Linked DNA regions of Homo sapiens: region 1 is linked to region 2. The links are chromatin loops, found by intact Hi-C in ENCODE. Cell type or tissue: Calu3. All regions are shown on one strand. Links, peaks and the distances in the headings refer to the core of each region. The heading gives the core; the rest is flanking DNA. Region 1 overlaps MGST3 (microsomal glutathione S-transferase 3). Region 2 has its middle 36 kb from the start of LMX1A.

Region 1 (10,972 bases), core at 1,854-9,853, 250 kb before region 2:
GTCCGTGCTGTACATGATAGGATACTGTCACAACAAAGCACATACTGATCAGATGGTCAAGAGGAGCATTCAGTGTTGAAAGTTAAAATGAACCTTAAAAACAATATATTCCAAAGTATCTTCTTTCACACCCTTGATAGATGACCATTCAATTTCTGCTTAAATATTTATGGTGACAAGGGTCTCAATTCTCAGAAGCAGAGTCAATGTTTCTATTAAATATCCAGGAATAAGAATGTATGTCTGCGCTGTAGTTGCACAAGGGAAAGAGGCAGCTTTGCGCCAAACTCCGTGCTTTTCATTGACGTTAAGCATCAATGGTGGATTTCAGATGCATTACAAAGATACTGTAGGGAAATAGAGCCTTCCTAAGAGTCATCAAATACCACATCCTTTTAAGATTTCCCTTAATAGAAGAACAGAAATTGAGTGTGTGAGAATCTTAATGGAAGTGTCCACTGGAAGGGAAAAAAAAGAAGAAACTAAATATAAAAACTTAAAAGAAGCTCTAGTAAGGGAGTTTAATTATTAAGTTGCTAAACAGAAACAGACATTTAAAACCACTCACCAGGGACAACTTTGGTAATTATCCCTTCTAGATCACCTAAAACTAAAGGAAGTGTTTAATAGACCACCTTCCTATGTCTAAGTCCAGGCTAATCTCAACACCACATACCTCTTTTCTACTTGGAAAACAGGAAAATCACCATAAGACATCATTTTTAAAGTGGCACACCATGAAACAATATTGCTATTTAACCCTCTGTGGAAAATACAGTAACTCTCTTCCTAGCAAATAGCTCCAAGCAGAAGTGTACTATTGGAATCCCAGCATTCCTGGTCTTTCTACCGAAGAGACAAAGTCAAACAAGATGGAAACTACTCCCTAGCAGGGCCCTGTATTTCTTGCCTCTTTCCTACCATGAAGAAGCAGAATCGCTAACACAGTCCTGAAACTGCCACTTCTCACAACTAGCTCCTTGCCTCTCCCTCCATGGCTGAAAATAAGTTCTTGGCTAAGCCTGTGGCCCCCAGACAAGCCTACAAGGGCACCAGCTTGTGTTCCCACTTACCTCCACTTTGTACTTCTTGCGGGCCTTGGAAACATTGATGGCTAGGTGGGCCACCATTATAAAGCTGGCAGCACCAGTTAGAAGCACAAAACCATATTCCTTAGAGAGGACAGCCATCTTGCGTCTGTGGAAGAAAGAACACGTTGGGACGGCCCCCAGCACTGTGGCTATTTCATGGTGTGAAGCCTTAGGGAGCAAGATGCTTTATTACTGGCAAATGAGTAAATAGAGACCAAAAAAAGGTATGAATCAATCTGATGTTTCTGAGAAGTCATCAAAGACAGTACCATATAAAATAATTTAAAAATTACTCAACTATGCAGTCTATACACAGAAAAGTATACAGTCATGTATCTTTTTTTCTCTTTTGTGCCTGGGAGATTCTGATCAACATTATGAGATTTATCTACACCACTGCAGTAGTCGTTGCTGTAGAATAATATAGCCAACAAAAATCACATTATTGAAAAAATATTTAACATGGTAAAATGCTAAAGTATACATTACATAGGGAGGGGGAGGGAGGGAGTGAGAGGAGCAGGACATGGTGGGGAGAGGGATGGAGAGGGAGAGAGAGGGAGTGGGGAGGGAGGAGAGGGAGAGAGAGAGAGAGAGAAAGCAAGAAAGTGAGAAAGCAAGAAAGCGAGCATCCAAAATAGTATATGCACAGTGATTCCAAGTTTTTTGCCTTCAGACATGGGGGACACTGTGAGGGCAGGACTCTGAGGCCTCCCTTCGATCCTGGGGCACGTGCGGGTGCAGCAGCAGACATCTCACACAGGTAGGGGAAGGCCCAGGTTGAGTACTCTGAAAGCAGAGCATGGCTCCTGAGCCTATGAGGCTTTGGGCAGCTCCTGAGGAACTCAGATTGCCCATCAAATCATCACTTCAAAGGCTTCCACGAGCCAGCAGCTCTGGTGTGTGTTCTGCCGTCAGCTTTAAAATTTCCATCCCTGGTAATTGCCTGGCTTCAGTCCCTGCTTTTAACCTAGGAGAGTTACCCTGATCTGGAATGTATCTAATCATCCTAACAAACCAACCAACAAGATGGTAAATCCTTATTTTCAAAAGAGGTTAAGTAATGTTTCCAAGGTCTAAAACAGACAGTGACAGACCTGGGATTCCCATTCAGATTCATTTGGTTCCAATATTCCCTTTCAGTATCCCTTGAAACTTTAGAGCCAAACTGACACTGTGGTCAGAGCATCTTCCTTAAAACAGAATTTGGGATAGGCATGCAGCTCAGTTCATTAAAAGTAAGTTTCTCTTAGCACAGCAAAATAGGCCTAACTGCTTTTTTTTTTTTGAGATGGAGTTTCACTCTTGTCGCCCGGGCTGGAGTGCAGTGGCACGATCTCGGCTCACTGCAACCTCCATCTCCCGGGTTCAAGTGATTCTCCTGCCTCAGCCTCCCAAGTAGCTGGGATTACAGATGCGCACCACCACACCCAGCTAATTTTTGTATTTTTAGTAGAAACGAGGTTTTGCCATGTTGGCCAGGCTATTCTTGAACTCCTGAGCTCAGATGATCCACCCACCTCGGCCTCCCAAAGTGCTGGGATTACAGGTGTGAGCCACCGCACCCAGCCTAACAGGCCTAACTTCTTAAAACCCCTCCTCCCCACCATGATTCACAATAATTCTCATCAGTTTTCCCCTTCTACCGTCTTCACTCTGAGCTGCTCTCTGAGGCATGCCCGCTGCCCCTCCGGGGGCTGGGGGGCACACACTGCAGCGGGCTGGTTCCACAGGTCAGCAGATCCTGGCCTGTCTGTGCAGCTGCAGAGAGCAAGGAGTCTCTGGCTTCCCTCCAAGCTTCCTTGCCCACATTCTCTTCCCAAGTGTAGAAAGTCAGCATGAGGAGGAAGCCACAGTAGTTATTAAAAGAAAAACAGAGTGTGAATTCTGAACACCTCTTTGAAAATAAATAAAAATGACTGAACCTCCAGCCTATCCTTAAATTCAACACATCTGGGGCAAACAGGTCATTTAAAATAAAGCTGCCACCTAAGCATGGTGGCTCACACCTACAGTCCCAACAATTTGGGAGGCCAAGGTGGAAGGAACACTTGAGGCCAGGCAGCCTGGGCCACACAGGGAGACTCTCATGTCTACTCAGGAGGCTGAAGTGGGAGGATCACCTGAGCCCAGGAGGCTGAGGCTGTAGTGAGCTATGATTGCACCACCTCACTGCAGCATGGGGCAACAGAGCAAGACCTTGCCTTAAAAAAAAAAAAAGGTGTCTCTCAGAAGCAATAAATGTAAGGACAATAAAATTAAGCATATTTGCTTTAGGTTAAAGTTTGCAAATCAGTAGAGTGAGCTTTCAGACTCTAATCTTTGGACAGGATGCTGGGCTCCCTGGCTATGTGCAGGGCTACCTTGTGTCAGCCCAGCACTTTTCAGCTCACTTTTACTCTTCACAAAACTCCTATTAGCTCCACTTTATAGAAAAGGAAATAGAGGCTCAGTAAATGAGGGCAGAGCTAAGACCAGAGCAGGTTTTAGAATTCTCCCCCAAAACACTCCAGCTAGCCCAGGTAACACATTCAAATTTGGTGGCTTAGTCACTGACTTCTATTTTTCTTAATTTTAAGAGGCTAGGGTAGGTAGATGGCAAGATAAGAGAAGTGCCTCTTGCATAGATGCCTGTCACAGCAAAGCAACTGCTCTACAATCCACAGTTAGAATCTATAATTACAAATTAATATTTACTACTGAGCTCCTCTTTTAAAGTATAAATGCAATCTGTGAGGTTAAACTTGATGGGCATTTGCACCCTAGTGAAAGTTACTCTCCTCACACTTTGTTAAGGTATGTATGGCGTTATGAATCTGGATGATGACAAGCAGAGCCAGCAACAGTTAGGACCTTGGAAAGGCAGTGAATTCACAGTAAGGGTACCCAGAGTCTGATGCTACAGCAGTGGTTTGCAGAGGATGCATACTCAGTCATAGGGACAGTGCAAGTGCCTGGGGCAGCAGCGTGACTGTTCTCCCTGAGGGTCCCCCGCACGAGCCATGGACACGTCTGCATAGGTGCAGGAGCAATGCCTGAAAAGCTGCCTGCGAGAAGGGCAGCAGAACAGCCCTCCCTGATACCTCCTTGCACTCCTACCAAGTGAGGTGTCCTGCTTTATACACCATAACAACCTTCACTTAAAACAGAGCAGGACCACGTTTGTCTGGCATCTTCCATGTCAAGCACAGTGTGCACGCTCATAGATACTTACGGAATAAATGATTTGAGCTGCAACTGCAGGTGTCTTTCAGAATGACCACCACCACGCACCCCGTCCCCTGAATACACACCTGAAATAATCTCTATCATCTGGCACAGTGTCTGGTATAAAGTATGCATCTAACCAATTCAGGTTTCCGTTTCTTCCCTCAATATCTATTGAAACCAGGGAAGAAACTGAATGTATTTAAGAAAGACTGGTTTATGACTAATCCAGAAAGAGAAATCTTAAGAAAGAAGAATTCAGAACACAGAGAAAACTCTTGTCGTAGTTGTGGAAAACATAAATGCAATAGGGAGTGAAAAATCATTAAATCTTCTCTTTCAAAGAAAGAATCAGCTTAATTAAATCAACATTCAAAAAAACTATCATTTGCTACATCATTATTTTCTGAAGATTCCAAGGCGAAGAGATAGATATTCCCACTCCTTAGAGAGTGACTTTTGTGTGTGCGGGTGTGCACCAGGAAGGGGATGCAGCTCAGTTCACAGTGGCCACACCCTAGGCAGTCGCAGCCACACCCTGGGTTGTGCCAGCCCCAGAGGTAGCAGATAGCTTCCAGGGACAGGGTGGAAGAACTGATAGCTGGCACCCAACCAATCTCTGGCATGAGCACTCATTTGAACCGCAGACCACATTTTGCTGATTATATACCTACTCTGTGTCACCAGAAACCCTTTCATGAACCCAACAAGATAAAGTTCTTGAGAGTGGGAACTTTGCCCTTGACTTTCTCTTCTACGTAGTGCTAGATACACACAGTCCAAACAGTCCTTTCTGAGCTGAACTTTAATACAGGTGTAGATGACTTTGCAATTCACTTGGTTATATCGTAGCATTTGTTAATCATTATGCAGTTTCCTGGGTTAGTCATAAACCAGCAGTATAAATTAATATTTATGAATTGAAACCTTCTACCACATGCAGCCATGCGTTTCAGTGATGGACTGCATATTTAACAATGGCCCCATAAGACTGTAATGGAGCTGAAACATTCCTATTGCTTAGTGACATCATAGCCACTGTGCCATTGTAACATCGTAGTACACTGTATCATCCACATGTTTGTGGTGATGCTGGTGTAAACAAACCTACTGCGCTGCCAGTCATATAAAAGTATAGCATGTATAATTATGTACAGCACATAACACTTGATAATGATCATAAGTGACAGTTACTGGTTTATGTAGTTACTATACTATACTTTTTAGCATTATAGTGTATTCCTTCTACTTATTAAAAAAAAATGTTAACTGTAAAACAGGTGCAAGCAGGTCCTCCCTGAGGTATTCCAGAAGGCCTTGTTACCATAGGAGAGGACAGCTCCACACATGGCAGGTGTGTCCATGTGACCTTCCACTGGGGCAAGATGTGGAGGCAGAAGACGGATACTGATGATCCTGACCCTGTATAGGCCTAGGATAAGGTGTGTGTTTGTGTCTTAATTTTTAACAAAAAAAGCTTAAAAAGTAACTATGAAATAAAAAGAAAGTTTTAAAAATAGAAAAAATTTCACTTCCAGTTAGAAACCTACAAAGGCCATCAGCTCAAAGTCAGTATGGGTGTTCTGAACTGAATGGTGTTGCTTCTTTAAAAATAAAAAAAGTATTTAAAACATAGAAAAAAAAATCTTATAGAATAAGGATATGAAGAAACAATTTTTGGCCGGGCATGGTGGCTCACACCTGTAATCCCAGCACTTTGGGACGCCAGGGCAAGCAGATCACTTGAGGTCAGGAGTTCAAAACCAGCCTGGCCAACATGGTGAAACCCTGTTTCTACTAAAAATATAAAAAAATTAGCTGGGCGAGGTGATGAGTGCCTGTAATCCCAGCTGCTCGGGAGGCTGAGGCAGGAGAACTGCTTGAATCCGGGAGGTGGAGGTTGCAGTGAGCCGAGATTGCACCACTGCACTCCAGGCTGGGAGACCCAGCAAGACTCTGTCTCAAGAAAAAAACAAAAGAAAACAAAAAACAAAGAAACAATTTTTATGCAGTTACAATGTATTAGTGTTTTAAGCTAAGTATTGTCACAAAAGATTCAAAAGTTTAAAAATTATAGTAAAAAAGCTTCAGTAATCTAGTTTAACTTATTATTGAAGATAAAATATTAAAAAATGAATGTAGTGTAGCCTAAGTATACAGTGTACGTAAGGTCTGCAGCAGTGTACAGAAATGCCCTAGGCCTTCACACTCACCACTCACTCACTGACTCATCCAGAGCAACTTCCAGTCCTGCAGGCTCCATTCATGGTAAGTGCCTTCTACAGGTGTACCATTTTTTGTCTTTTATACCATATTGTTACTGGATCTTTTCTAAGTTTTTAGATATCTTTAGACACACAAATACATACCACTATGTTACAATTGCCTATGGTATTCAGTACAGTAACATGCTGTACATGTTTGCAGCCTAGAAGCAATAGGCTAGACTATATAGCCTGGGTGTGTAGTAGGTTATACTGTCTAGGTTTGTGTAAGTACACTGTACGATATTCTCACAATGACAAAATCACCTAACACATTTCTCAGAACATATCTCCATCATGAGTGAACACATAACTGTAGTTAAAAGTACCTAGTTTTCCCTCTTCTACACTGTTGAGGGAAGTATAAGATAGAACCATCTAGAGGACAGCCTGGCAATAGGTAATTTTTTTTTTTTTTTTTTAACACAGGGTCTCTGTTGCCAAGGCTGGAGTATGGTGGTGCTATCACAGCTCACTGCAGCCTTGACCTTCTGGGCTCAGGTGATCCTCCCAACTCAGCCTCCCAAGTAGCTGGGGCTGCAGGCACACATTGACATGCCCAGCTAATTTCTGTATTTTTAAAATTTTTTTATTTTATTTTATTTATTTTGAGACAGTCTCGCTCTGTCGCCCAGGCTGGACTGCAGTGGCACAATCTCAGCTAACTGCAACCTCTGCCTCCCAGATTCAATCAATTCTCATGCCTCATCCTCCCAAATAGCTGGGATCACAGGCGCCCGCCACAACACCCGGCTAATTTTTTTATTTTTTAGTAGAGATGGGGGTTTTGCCATGTTGGCCAGGCTGGTCTCAAACTCCTGGCCTCAACTGATACGGCTGCCTCAGCCTCTCAAAGTACTGGGATTACAGGTGTTAGCCATCACGCCCAGCCTATGTATATTTTTTCTTTTTTTTTTTTTTAAGAGATAGGATCTTCCTATGTTTCTTAGGCTGGTCTCGAACTCCTGGGCTCTAGTGATCCTCCCATCTCAGCCTCCCAAAATGCTGGGAATACAAGCATGAGCCACAGCACCTGGCCAGTAATATTCTTTTTAATATTAATATTCTTTGGCTCATTAATCCTACTAGAAATCTATCCTGAGGTAACAATCAGAAATGCAAACAAATTTGGTTCAAAGATATTTACTTCAGCAATATTTATGATGGCAAAACCAGAAATACTACATATGTCCAATAATAGAGGGCCAGTTAAATAAATAATATACCCGTTAAATAGAACATTATACAACTGTTAAAAATGGTGTGTACAAATATTAAAGAGGTTAAAACAGGCTCAATATACAGCAGGTTGAGTGGGGAAAAAAGAAAATAAAAGTATATGTAGAATAATCTTGGTTTTCTTAATAATAGAAAAAAATTAAGAAAGTATTAAAATCATAAGCATAGTTATTTCTAGATGGCTAGATTATAGATTTTTCTTTGTAATTTTCTGTAATTTCCAAAATGAGCAAATACATATCTAAAAAAACTTAGAGTGGCTTGACAATCATTATTCATTGAGAAGACAGAGGAACAGGCAGTATGGAATGATGGAACCGAAAGATCAGACCTGACTTCTGGCTTGAGTACCACCACTTATCTGCTAAGTGCAGTTCACGAGACAGCTTTGCAGTTGAATGCAGTTTTGGAATCAAATTGTCTGCATTCAGAACCTGGTTCTCATATTTCCTAGTTGAGTGTCCTTGGGAATATTACTTAACACCTTTCAGCACCTCAGTTTCCTCACTTGTTAAATGGAGATACTAATATAACCTTGGAAGGTTGTTGAGAGGATTAGATGGACATACTGTCTATAAACATTCATCATGATGCCTGACACATAGGAAGGACTCAGTAAATGTTATATATTATGTTACGTTACATATGCTAATGTTTGGTTAACTGTCCTTGACCTGACTCAACGGGGATGTTTGGCTAAATGATAATGAATATACATTTTAGAATTTATAACTGCCATTTTAAAATAGCAAAGTTTAGAACCACATATATCCTCTTCCTTTTCTGAACTCTCAGCAGCCAGCCATGTTAAAATATATGCTATCATGTGAAAGGCAGAAGCAGCCAGAAGGAAGCAGGATTTTAGCACTGACTATGGACATCCGGAAGCTGCAGTCATTCAAACTCTTGCTGCAGCCAGACACTGCTCAGCACTGCATGAGGGTGATCGTGCATTCATTTACTTATTCAGGCTTACTGAGTGCCCACTATGTGCCACTCACTGGGCTAGTGCTGGAGACGAACAGGGAACAGCCAGAGGTTGGTTCTTTATGAAACTCATTTTCTAGCAGGGGACACAGGCAAATAAGTAAACAAGTACCCAATTCCAGATTTTTCCCTTCCTAGCAATAATCACAAACTAGGTATAACACAATAAAACAAAAACAAAATAAATGGGTAGGGAAAGACAGAAATAGGATGAAAGAGTTTCTATTCTTACTTTCCTTATTAGCAATTGCAGAGGTAGCTGCTCCTAGTTAACTGTTTGTTGGCAGTCTTAAGTCAAAATAGATCAGTCAAGAGAACATTAAAGGTTTAAAAGAAATTTGAATTATCTATTTTTTTAAATTAGAAAGTTTTTGTCACTTATTTAAGGGTAGAGATCCTAAATGTTTTTACTCCTAGTGGACTTCAATACTGTTTTATGATTCATCTTTTCCTGTGGGAAATCTACAAGACTAGAGATAGCAGGAATTGAGGAGTCAGACAGACCTGTATTCATACATAGCCCCTGCAAGCTTTAGGATGTATCTAATTTCTCTACAAAACAGGGAAAATACTACCCATTTATATCACAGTGTGGTTTGAAGAATTAAATTAGATAAACTAGATATGTACCTGGTATAAACAATAAATGTTGGTCCAAATATGAAGAAATAAATACTGGTAACTGTACATGTCTGTCCACATATGCAACAGTTCCTAAATGAGGATATACTGGTTTTTCTACAAATCAGTTGTATGCTCTTACACAATAGTTCTGATTTTGTTTAAAATAATTCAAATTTGGCAAAAGGCTGGTCTAATTAGATTGCAAAATAGAGTTTCCTACCGTAGACAGCATAATGAATCAAAGAACACTTAATTCATTTATTCAACCAGAATATATAAAGCACTTGCTGTCTATGCCAGGAACTGCTGAGGGGTGGGGATGCAGCAGTGAACAAGAAAGGGTCCTGCCCTCAAGGCCCTGACCTTCGAATGATGACAGGAGACTGACAACAAACATGCAAACAAAAAACAGCTTCAGGGAGTGGGAACTCTTTTTTTGTTTTGAGACAAAGTTTTGCTCTTCCCCCCAGGCTAGAGTGAAGTGGCACGATCTAGGCTCACTGCAACCTCCGCCCCCTGGGTTCAAGTGATTCTCCTTCCTCAGCCTCCCGAGTAGCAGGGATTATAGGTGCCCACCATCACACCAGGCTCATTTTTGTATTTTTAGTAGAGACGGGGTTTCACCACGTAGGCCAGGCTGGTCTCGAACTCCTGACCTCAGGTGATCCACCTGCCTCAGCCTCCCAGAGTGCTAGGATTACAGGCACCTGGCCAAGAATGGGAACTCTTCTGGGGAAAACACACGGCAATGGCATAGAGACTGGGCAGGGCTGTTGCATCAGGATCCCGGCTGGGAAGGCCTCCTTTGTGTGGCATTGAATATAGTATACCTCTCTAGATGGACTATGTGCTCTTTGAGGACAGAGAGCGTGTCTCCTTGCTTATATTTTTTATAGCAACTTGCATGAAGACAGAAACTCAGTAGAATGCTGCTGTTCTATATCCTAGATCAGTGGTTCTCAAACTTTGGTGGCATTAAAATCACCTGGAGAGTTTGTTAAAACATACCTCAGTCCCAGAGTTTCTGGTTCAGTCATGTTAGGTGGGGCCTGAGTATTATCATATCTAACTAGTTCCTAGGTAATGCTGATGATGTTGGTCAAGGACCACATTTTAAGAACCACTGTTCTGAGCAAAAACAAAATTTGCAGGAGGTGGTGATTCTATCTGATTCAAAACCACAGTCACAGTCTTGTCTTGGTGGTTATATTCTACTACTATCTTTGGAGGCTCCTGAGGTGCTCCTTCTGTACCACCCCTGAAAACAGAATGGGGCTGATGAGATCAGAGACTGTTGTGAAGAGCAAGCTCCAGCTAAGCTCTTCACAATTACACACTAACAGTGTGCCCAGCAGAAGACTGACTTCTTCTTTCAGCTTTAACAGAGGTTCGAGACAACAAAGCAAGTGTGTAAGCCAGCTCAGTATCTTCAGAGTCTCTATCCTGTGACCACCATTGGGTTACCAGATCTCACTTCATGGTCATGGTCACTCACCAGATCAGATTTTCCCATAGTCAAATGAGTCAGAGTTCTAGGTTCTCCATCCTTCAAAAGTAATG
Region 2 (10,972 bases), core at 1,025-9,024:
GGAGGAAATGCAAGCAGGAAGGGGCCATGGTTACAAACACAGGCTCGGAGTCAGCCCAGCCGGCCTCAATTAAAATCCCATCTGATCACTGAATAACCCTGGGAAAGTGATTTAACCTTTTAGACCTTAGTTCTCTACCTTGTAAACTGTGAAAAATAATAGTACCTATCCACAGGGGCCTGTTGAGAGAAGCAGATGAGATGATCTACGAACCATACACAGGGCTATGTCCAGCACGTAGTGAGCTCTCAGTTAATTTTAGTACACCATTATTATTATTATTATTCATCCAAATATCTTCTACAGGATTCCTGCTCTGGAAAGAAAGTCCAGACTCCATGGAAAAGCCCCGCCCTACACCTAACTCCTTCTCCACACCCTACCTAACCTGAGAGCTCTCCGCACCTTAGCCCCCATCCTCCACGCTGACAACTCACCCGTGCAGTGTGGGCCCACCCTTCCTCACATGGTTGGTGTGAAAGTTAAGGGAGATAATTTAATGACAGTACTTTGTACACTATTAAAGACTGTGAAAAAGATGTCATTTGCACAGTAAGTATTTCTTGGCCTTGGCCATTTTTTTCATATCCTTTAGTGAAATCAACCAAATATTTGTTTATAATTTTATACTGCTTTCTTGTTCAAAAACTTTCAATGCCTTCCTTTAGTCTATTAAGCAGTCTCAGGCCAGGCATGATGGCTCACACCTGTAATCCCGGCACTTTGGGAGGCAGAGGCGGGCGGACCACCTGAGGTCAGGAGTTCAAGACCAACCTGGCCAACATGGTGAAACCCCGTCTCTTCTAAAAATACAAAAATTAGCTGGGCGTGGTGGCAGGCACCTGTAATCCCAGCTATTTGGGAGGCTGAGGCAGGAGAATCGCTTGAGGCAGAGGTTGCAGTTAGCTGAGATCACGCCATTGCACTACAGCCTGGGTGACAAGAGTAAAACTTGGTCTAAAAAAAAAAAAAAAAAAAGTCTCACCAGGGAACAAGCGTGTCCCTCCCCACCCCCAGGGACATTTGGCAATATCTGAAGACACTTTTGATGGTCATGACAAGGGGAGTTCTGCTAGATGGAGGCTGGGGATGCTGCTAAGCATCTATAATGCACAGGATGGCCCCACAGCAAAGAATTATCTGGCCCAAAATGTCACAAGTACTGAGATGGTGAAACTCTGCTACAAAGTGTCACTAATGGAATAAAATACCAAAGAGTATCTTCCTGTCGTTTTGGAATTTTGGCTAAAGCCCCAAGGTGAGGCCATGAGGTCCCCTCATGTTCTAAGGACTTATGAAGGTAGATGAGCTGGTTCTGTGACTTATTCCTCTTCTTGAGCCAATGTTCATAGAAGATTGGAATTTAAGGAGAGAAGTCCGTAGAATAAGGAGTATTTGGGGAGTAGAGTCATGGCTTTACCCTACCCCTTCAGGGTATACAGCGAGAGGGAGGGATCCCCATTCCCGTGGCAAATGAAGGGGGCAGAAAAGAGCCACTTATTGAGTGGGCGTGGGTACCTACACAATGGGGAGGCTGGCACCTGGCATCCTGGCTGATGCTTGCCTAGCAGCAGAAACCCACTGCCCCACCTTGCCACAGAGGGTGGGGAGGGAGAGCTGGGAGGGGCCTGAGCTACCGTGAGCATCGAGATGGATGTCTCTTCTTGATAGAGACCTCTGAGGACAGGGGCCCATTGTGAGGGTGTAAGTGGGGAAGGAAAGGGAGAGCACTGTATCCCACCGCTCCCCTCCCTGTACTTCGTTTGTCCAGGATATGGCATTTTCTGTGGGCCAAGTGAATTCCCTGGAAAAAAGTTGTGTTTAGAATATCCCGAAGGTACCAAACCAACAGAGTGGCCTCTCAAGGCAAGGGGACTCCCGCAGTAGGAGGCTGTGGGTTGAACTGCTGTGGGCAGGAACTAAGGGGTCAAGCAGAGCATTCGCTGCCCATACCTATTAGCTCGCAGCACAGAGTTCCCCATGGGGCCTCCTGAAAGCTCACCATGTGCACTAAGAAGACCCACCTGTTGATACTTGCCACATGGAAGGCATCAACAGCACCACGTACTTAAGAGCACTTCTCTCTCTTCTCATCCTTTCTCCAGGGCCCAATTCCCTGGTAGAGAGTGAAGGAAGACCCAAAAAAGGAAGGAGGGGGAAGAAGGTAGAGGCAGAGAGAAAGAATTGACCACTAAGTTTGGTTAAGACCAGACTTTATAACTACTGAAATGAGATATTCTGGGCTTTGCCTGAAGTACTGTTAATAGGCAAGGAGTGGGAACAGCAGAGAGTTGGTTTGAAGACTGGCTGGAAAAGCATAAAGCTTTTCTGTTTGCATTTCATTGACTGTAGAGGCTTTGCAATACCAGCTGCACTTGTAAAAACCCAGGCCCCAGGCATGCACCAGCTTGACTTTGCCTTCTTTGGTTACCAGTCTCTCAGACTTAGCAACATCATTTTCACTTCTGCCTCTGGAATAGCCTACATGGCTTGTCTGAGTCCATCTGCCCAAAGCATCAGCTGTTATGATTTAGTTCTGCCTCTGAGATAAGCCCCAGCTTTTTATCAGGGCAATTAAGGCTGTCCATGGCTAGGCCCCAAAGAAAAAGTTCCCAGCTCTCTCCTTCTGTACATCACACACACCTCCAGCTGATTTAGCTATTTCTCAAATGACCTGCTGTCTACGTCTTTGCTCAGACATTCCTCTCTGCCTGGCATGACTCCTTCACCAGCTGTAGCTACCTGAGTCCTACTCATCCTTTAAGACCAGTTCAAAGGCCACATCTCTGTGAAGCTCCTCCTGATCTCTCCATCTTTGTAACATTATCATTATTCTGTGTCTCCACTGGGAACCCATTCAGCACTGCACGTTGCATTATTGACTCGTTGTATACGCTATCAACTTTACTTGTAAACTCCTTGAGAGCAGGAGATCATGTCTGATTCAACTGCATATCCACAACATCTTTGAATGGAGTGCCCAGCCCAAAGTTGGCATTCAACACATGTTAGTGCAATTGGCACCTCTGGTTTCATTCCCAGTACACGGCAGCCCACTGAAAGTGGTGTGTTCCCATAGCAAGCCCAGGAGCCTCCCCACTGGAGCCCTGAGCCAGAAAACCTGTCCTGGGTAGGATGTTAAGATAAGGTATGAGGTCTCCATTGACTGCCAAGTTACCCTTCATGGGCACAGTGGGCAATGGCCCAAGAACTTGAGGCATGTTCTTTGCGTTCAGGGAACTTACAATGGAAAAAAGCAGAAAGCACAAGGATCAAGGTATCCTAAGCAACAATACACCTACAGCACTTTGAAGTTCACAAAGCACACACGAAGATCTGTGGTGGTAATCTGGCCTTGGAGAAGAAGGCAGGGGAGCTGTTGAGGACTCCATGTTAAAGATGAGAAACTGAGACTCTAGAGATTCAATGACTTGTCTTGGGACACACATGGTGGTAGCATGAGGAACTCAACTACTCTCACGGCAGATGCAGAGCCAGTGCCACTCAACTCCAAGACCTCTGGGCCTATATCCTCAGTGATTTTTTTTTTTTTGAGATGGAGTCTTACTGTGTAGCCCAGGCTGGAGTGCAGTGGCACGATCTCAGCTCACTGCTACCTCCACCTCCTGGGTTCAAGCAATTTTCCTGCCTCAGTCTCCTAAGTAGCTGGGATTACAGGTGTGTGCCACCATGCCCGCTAATTTTTGTATTTTCAGTAAAGATGGGGTTTCACTGGGCAGGGGAGCTGTTGAGGTCTCCATGTTAAAGATGAGAAACTGAGACTCTAGAGATTCAATGGCTTGTCTTGGGACACACACGGTGGTAGCCTGGGGAACTCAGCTACTCTCATGGCAGATGCAGAGCCAGTGCCACTCAACTTCAAGACCTTTGGGCCTATATCCTTGTGAACTTTTTTTTTTTTTTTTTTTTGAGATGGAGTCTCAGCCGAGGTTGGAGTGCAATGGTGCAATCTCGGCTCACTGCTACCTCCGTCTCCTGGGTTCAAGCAATTCTCCTGCCTCAGCCTCCCGAGTAGCTGGGATTACAGGTGTGTGCCACCATGCCCGGCCCTCAGTGAACTTTTTATATTCTGTGCCCATGAAATATTTGTAGGTTGAGGGATTGGTATATATGAAGAACAAACATAAAATAATAAGGGATGGTGTTTTTTAATAAATGTGGAACTTGGATAAACAAACCAACATTTAGCTAACATCTCCTTCAGGAGTTTTACTACAGTGATATTTTCCTTGGATAGTTCCCTTTTACATTTGTCTTCAGAGCTGGTTTAAGGCCACCTAAGATACATGATCTCATGATTCTATAGTAAAGACTTATTAAATAACAACAACTATAACATATCTCCTGGTCCAGGTTCATGTAACATGCCCATCAATCCGGAACCCAGCATACACCAGGGCCCAGGCTGGCACATTCATATTCTCAGCTTTATTTCCTACATTGCTCAAGAGATTTGGAGCTGAATGGCATTTGATCATTTTTAAAAACCAAATCTACCCTCTATGAATGAAAATTTGCCACCACTTCTGTAACTCAAAAAAACTGACTCAGGCTCTGGAAGAACTGGGTCTTGGAGCCAAACGATCTCAAGGCTTCAGGCAATAAATCAACAATGCCTTTCCACTAGGAGAAAGCTTGGGGCGGCAGCTACACGATTAATTAAGGAGTTACTGGGAGGGGCTAAGTGCGGAGTGGAATGGAAGGCACAAACCCCTTTTCTCCGAAGGCAGGCAGGGAAGGCAGATTTGAATAAGAGGTTTGTTAGTTTATGAAGAGAACTGGAGACCCAAACTCTTTCCCAGCCAGGAAGAGCAGCTTTCACCCTCCTCTACAGAAAACTCCATGGAAATGTCTCCCGTGACAGTGCTGGCGCACACAACCATCTCTGACCACAGACCACAGACCACAGACCACAGAGGAACTGGCCCCGCCCAGCCTCCCCAGGGGAGGCATCTTGGGTTGTGCAGCTGCGAGGGACTCTTGCAACCTGCCCCTCCCGGCTGCACACTTTGTGCGGGAAGATTGTTAGGCATGGGCGCCCTCTGCTGTCCGCTCAGGGGCATCACATCCCGGAGAAAGCCGCTTCCAGGAGGACTGAGAGGGAAGGGACTTTAAAAATTGAAAACAAAAAGAGTAGTTTGAGAAATGAACTTCAAATAGACTCAGAGGAAAGGGTGCCCTTAGCCAGATACTCACTCAATGGAGTGTTTACTTCAGACTCGGGAAATGGGCTTAGAAGAGGAATCTCAAGGGGGAATGGTTGGAGCATCCCATAGAGAATGCATGAAAAGGAGTCAGGTTCAGGCTGGGAAAGAACAACCTCCTCCTCACCTGTCAGCCACCCCACTAGCTAAAGGGGACACAGGTATGTAACTGCCAATTCACCGGCATCACATACAAAGCCGAAGGCTAATGCCACATCAGGACTGGTTCTTCAAAGCGGGTGACCACTCTGTACAACAATATTGTTCCCACAGCAACATGACAGTCAGACCTCTTTCCCACAGGTAGAATTTGAGATATTTGAGAATGGCTAAATGCGAGCTTTTAATGGGGAGATGTTTTAGGGAAATTTTCTGTTGTTCTTTTCCTGGTTGTCATGCAGAGTACAAAAGTGCCAGATCAGCCCTTCCCAAATTTGCAGAGCCAGATGTGGGTGTTCACAGCAAGCTGAAGTTGCAATGCCCTTAGGAGGAGCAATGCTGATGGCAGGTGGCCCAGTGGAAGGAGCAGGGGACAGGGAGTTAGAGGGCAGGTGAGTTGTCTGACCTAGGCATGTCTCTAAACCTCTCAGGCCTTCAGCTTTCTCTTCCGTAAAATCAAAGATTCTAACCAGATAATCTCTAAAGTTCCTTCTACCTCATCAAATCAATAATGTCTTTTAGAGATAGATTGACATTCTACTTCATTACCTTACATGAAAGCAGGAGCTCACCCTAAGCTCTGGGCACTGGTTTCAGAGAGAACGCTGAAAAAGTCCTATTCCTTAGAAAGCCCAGGATCTGAAGGATAAAACACACAGATTAAAAAATTATTAAATAATTATGAGTTGAACACCTGCTATGGGTTTAGTGTGCTGTTAAAGGATAGATTTATAAGCCTGGGCAAGATAGCAATACCCCATCTCTACAAAAAATACAAAAAACAAAATTAGCCAGGTATGGTGGTGCACACCTGTATTCTCAGCTACTCGGGAGGTTGAGGTGAGAGGATCTCTTGAGCCCAGGAGGTCAAGGCTGCAGTGAGCCGTGATTGCTCCATTGCACTCCATTCTGGGTGACAGAGTGAGACCCTGTTTCAAAAAATATATATATATAGATTTATAAAGATGGTTTCTAATCCCAGGTGAGCAGAATTGAGTTTATCTATCTCAGTTGATGGCAAAACAGACCATCCAATTTACCTCTTTTGTTTATTCTTCTCCTGTCATCTGCTATCTCAGATCCAAATCTTCCCCAAAGATTCCAAGTTCCTATTTTTTTTCTAGTGGGTCCTTGAAAATCCACCTTCCAAAGGTTTATTTCTATACATGACATCCATGGAAATTATATGGTATTATTTTGTTGTTTTAAAACTGTATACGAATGACTTTTTTGGTATCAGTTTCATTTTATCCATTCTTCTTTGTTTCTCTCATTACTGTGCTTTGCCATCCATCAGCGATGCTCTGTGTAACTCTGGCCAGTTCCTTTTAATTGCTGCACAGTGTTTCAGTAAACACGTAGATGGCTGACAGCTCTTTACCATGACAGGCATTCTTGCATACGTCTCCTTGCTTACCTGTATGGGAGTGTCTCTGGGGTGTATACCCAGGAGTAGGAATTGCCTAATTGCAGAGTATCCACATACCCAGTTTCACTGTACTTTCCTACTGTTTTCCAAACATTTGCACCTATATATATATATAGTATATACTCCCACCAGTGCATAAGGGTCTCATTTCCACACATCCTTCTTAGCATTTGTTATAGTTCAAATTTCTAATTTTGTCAGTGTGCTTCATACAAAGTCTTTCTCTGATTTGTCTTTCTCTTATTACTAGAAAGGTTGGGATCTTCTCTTTCCTTATTAGCCATTCAGATTTCTTATGTGTGTTCTATTGCTTATCTTAAAAGAATTACAATTTAGGCCTGGCCTAGAAGGGGCAAGTGCTTACTATATATTGCAATGGACTGAATGTTTATGTCCCTCCTCCCCATTTCAAATGTTGAAATCTTAACCCCTAAGGCAATGGGTGAGGTGGGGCTTTTGATAGGTGATCATGGGGGCAGAGAATGGGATTAGTGCCCTTATAAAAGAGACTCAAGAGAGATCCCTTGGTCCTTCCACCACATGAGGACACAATCAGAAGTTGGCCATCTATGAGCCAGGAAGTGGGCCCTTATCAGAAACCAGACTTGCTAGTCCTTTGATCTTGGACTTCCCAGTCTCCAGAACTATGAGAAATTTCTGCTGTTTTATAACAGAAATGTTACAAGTAGTTTCTCCCAATCTAATACCATCTGTTCACTCCAGCAGAATCTTTAATTTTGGTGTGGTCAAATCCATCCGTTTCTCACTTTATGGTTTGCAATTTTGGGGTCTTGTTGGAGGAATCTCCTTCGTCCAAAGGTCCCAGAATCATTTTCTCATTAACCTAACAACAGACTCAAGGAGCCAGGTGGGGATCAAAGTATTTGCTTTGTAAGAGACCGATCTTGAATGGAGAACATGACAGGCTTTTCTACCCTCTTCCCTTCCTGAATTACAGATGTCCAAGTCCACAGTGCAGGGCTGACCTGACTTACCTATGCTTTCCCAGGTGGAGAAGCTGAAGAATGGGGACCTTCTGTGGTGAGAGTGCCCCTGTTCAGGGATTCATCCCATGGGTCCTGGAAGCATGTGGCTCACTGAACTTCAACACATGCAGGTCCAGGCAACAGGTCAAGATTTTACCCCTCCACCTTGCCCAAGGCAGAAACATGGCTGAACAAATGGCTGCTTTTCTTAATCTCACCAATCTGACTAGTTACCTCTCTCCTATGAAGAGGAGCAAGTGACAGTGCGGACAGGGAAGCCAAAGGATTTCATCAAGGACTTTTATGTCCAGTAGAAAAGCAGGAGCCCTTCATCTTTGGGCTAAAATGAGTATGTGAGATTAGGAAGAGTAGAAAGTTCCTTTCTCTAGCTAATCTTAGTATCTTTATATTACAATTGAAGAGGAGTCTCAGAGAGGCCGAGTCACTTGCCCATGGTCCCACAACAAGTAGTAAAGCTGAAAGTCAAAATTAATCTCTAAAGTGAGACAGACTCTAACTTTTAACCACAAACTCTTAATTTCTCCTTTGTCACCAAAAACCTAAGTATAGACTGTGATTCCCCTATACACTATTTCCTCCAAATCATAGATGCTCAGGATGTTGCAACTTCAGCGGCCCCTTCTTACTTCTGCCTGATCTCACTGTAGAGGTCCTAGAGACCCAGAGGGCAAAGGGACTTGTCCAAAGCTGCCAGCAAAGTAGAAGCAGAAAAAATACATGTTTTCCAAACATCATGAAGAGTTCTGCCTCACTGCTGGATGCTTTTAGCCTTGAGCTTCTTTTTTGAAGAGGACTAATGGAAATAATACAGGTCCAATTCAATCTGGTTTAAGAAAAAAGTCTCACAAAACTGAAAGTCTTAGGACAGGACCAGCTGCAGGTACAGAGGGCCCAGGCACTCGGATAATGCCTTCAGGACTCTTGCTATCTCTGGGGTCTGTATTTCTCTCTGTTAGAGTCATTCTTGGTAAGCTTGACAAAAAGTGACTTCCAGGAACTCTAAGTTGGCATTCTTGTGGGCCAGTGACCCTAGCCAAAGGAGGAGAGATCTTCTCTTTGCCCACGTTCCAGCAGAAATCCCGGAGCAGATATTCACAAGCTCTACTTTGTTGGAATTAGGTCCCAGATACACCTGTGAGAATGGTGGGAGGGATAGCAACATCTGAATCACATGGGCTGAACCTGGGAAGGAGTGGTTTCCAAAAATGAAAACTGAGGTGTGCTCACCAGAATTGGGAATGGATCCAGAAAGGCAAAAACCTAGATGTCAACACAACTGACAGATTCAACATGCAGCCATGTCTGTGTATTTCTCTATTACTACCATTGCTCTACTACCAGGCAACCTACATTGCCTGCACATGGTACTCCAGACATTGGGCCAAGCATTTCATATGTATTGCCTTATTTTATCCTCAGTGCACTTCTATGAAGTGGCTACTATCATGATCCCCATTTTAATGGAGAGGATATCAACGCTTAGGGAGGTTTTATTACTAATTGTGTCACATAGCTAGTCATGGGCAGAATCCAAACTCGAATCCATGAATGCCTTAATTTAAATCCCATACTTTTAGCCACTGTATTCTATTGCAAACAAAACAGTTAATTCTAGGAAAAGAGGACAGTCTTTATTCTGCAGATAATATAAGTCCTTCTCCTCCTGCCCTCCTTCCCCATCGGCAACCAAATTGTAGAACAGAAAGCACAAATCCATACCATCATTGCTTCTGATTTCTTCTTTGAGATTCTGGATTTCCACTGTATCCACAGACACTTCCTTTCTTGGATAAAGCTGACCACCCACACAAGAGAACCGATGCTATAAGGTGACAGCTGCTTTGGGGTTGTCCATAGCCAGAGATACACATTATTTGTTTTTCAGTTGAAAAAGGATATTCTCCCCCAAATTGCCTGAATCCAAACTGGCTAAACCACTTTTGTTCAAACTTTCCAAGCAATTTCATCCTTGGGGTGGAAACAGAGCATGAAATGATTTGGAGCAAGAGGACAATTTTTGGGCAATTTTAAGTGAGTGAAAACAGGAGGTTATAATGGAAGTTGTCTTTCAACCCTTAACTCCAGCATTTTGTAACCAAGAATTCTGTCTCTCAGGTTTGGCTGGTGGGAACGTAATGCTGAGCAGTTGTCTGGAGCTGCTTCTAGATATTCAATAATTAGAAACAGCAACGCTGACTCAGAAGCCTATCAGCTGGCTTTCAGAGTGCCACTTCACAGAAGAAAAAAGGAAAAAAAAGTTACAAACTTCTTAACAATTGAACAAAAATCAATAAATATGTCATATACATTTTAATAGTGATTTGTACTTCTCCTTTAAAATTGCATTGTCAAATGTCTAATATAAATAAGTCCTATATGAGGAATGAATTGGAAGAAAAGTTGAAAATTTTTCAGTAATGACGGGAGGGCAAAATCTCTTATTTGGGGCCATGTGGTCAATGGAAGGAGACAGTGTGGTTTAGTAGTAATTCAGGTGACACAACTAGGAAGCTAATTTGTCTGCAAAAATGTCTTTTGAAATTTGGTCCAGGATGGGATCAGTCATGTTCCAATTTCCTTGAAGAGATTTAAAAGCTGGAAAACACCCAGCTATTGTCCATGACTTAGACACAGGCTTCCTGGAGACAGAGAAACATTTTTTGGAGTGTCCTTTTCTACTCAGTGATTTTTCAGGGCCTTTGTCTTTCCATCTTACAATGGGTGTGATAACACAGAACATATGGAGAGGACACACACACACACACACACACACAGAGAAAGAAATAGAGAGAGAGAGACTGTAATCGTTCAGGCACTAACACTGCTGTAGCAAATGGTAGAAGAAAGAACAAAAGGCATACGTGGAAGTAGAAAATTTTCCTACAGCATGGAACAGAGCTGGACTTAAGAGTAGAAAAATTTTCCACTCACCTATGAGAGCACCCATCGCAGCAGCCTCAGACATCATAGCCACTGTTTTCTTTCTTGGGTCTGTCTGAGGCAGGTGGAGCCAGGAGGCAAGTGGGATGCGGACTCCTGCACCTGGATTTGCCACTCCACTCCATTCCTGGGATTATTCTGGAAGTGGTCATGGCCAGGGCCTGGTACCCTGTCTGGTACTTTATTCTGAAAATGTCTGTTGAGGGATGAAA

The links. A loop is a pair of places that touch in the nucleus more often than their neighbours do. Peaks named below come from ENCODE experiments on the same cell type or tissue, not always from the same donor. Only the 100,000 strongest peaks of a DNase experiment are listed, where the experiment ranks them.
Region 1: a loop joins it to region 2, with 5 times the contacts of the local background. A loop is called at or near these places in 6 of 110 quality-filtered maps.

What each region holds. Positions count from the first base shown.
Region 1 is chr1:165,640,066-165,651,037 of GRCh38, reverse strand. It overlaps MGST3 (microsomal glutathione S-transferase 3), which reads right to left. Exons shown (of 6, transcript NM_004528.4): 2 at 1,074-1,197; 3 at 1-24. The coding sequence starts at 1,190. Among named protein-coding and RNA genes, the nearest start is that of MGST3, 14 kb to the right of the region's middle. RefSeq lists an enhancer at 1-624. In Calu3, for the core only: no CTCF peak of the experiment used is centred there; a DNase peak (open chromatin) is centred at 4,867.
Region 2 is chr1:165,387,162-165,398,133 of GRCh38, reverse strand. No RefSeq gene overlaps it. Among named protein-coding and RNA genes, the nearest start is that of LMX1A, 36 kb to the right of the region's middle. RefSeq lists an enhancer at 4,699-4,908 and a silencer at 5,019-5,068. In Calu3, for the core only: a CTCF peak has its summit at 5,066 (motif pointing left); a DNase peak (open chromatin) is centred at 4,993.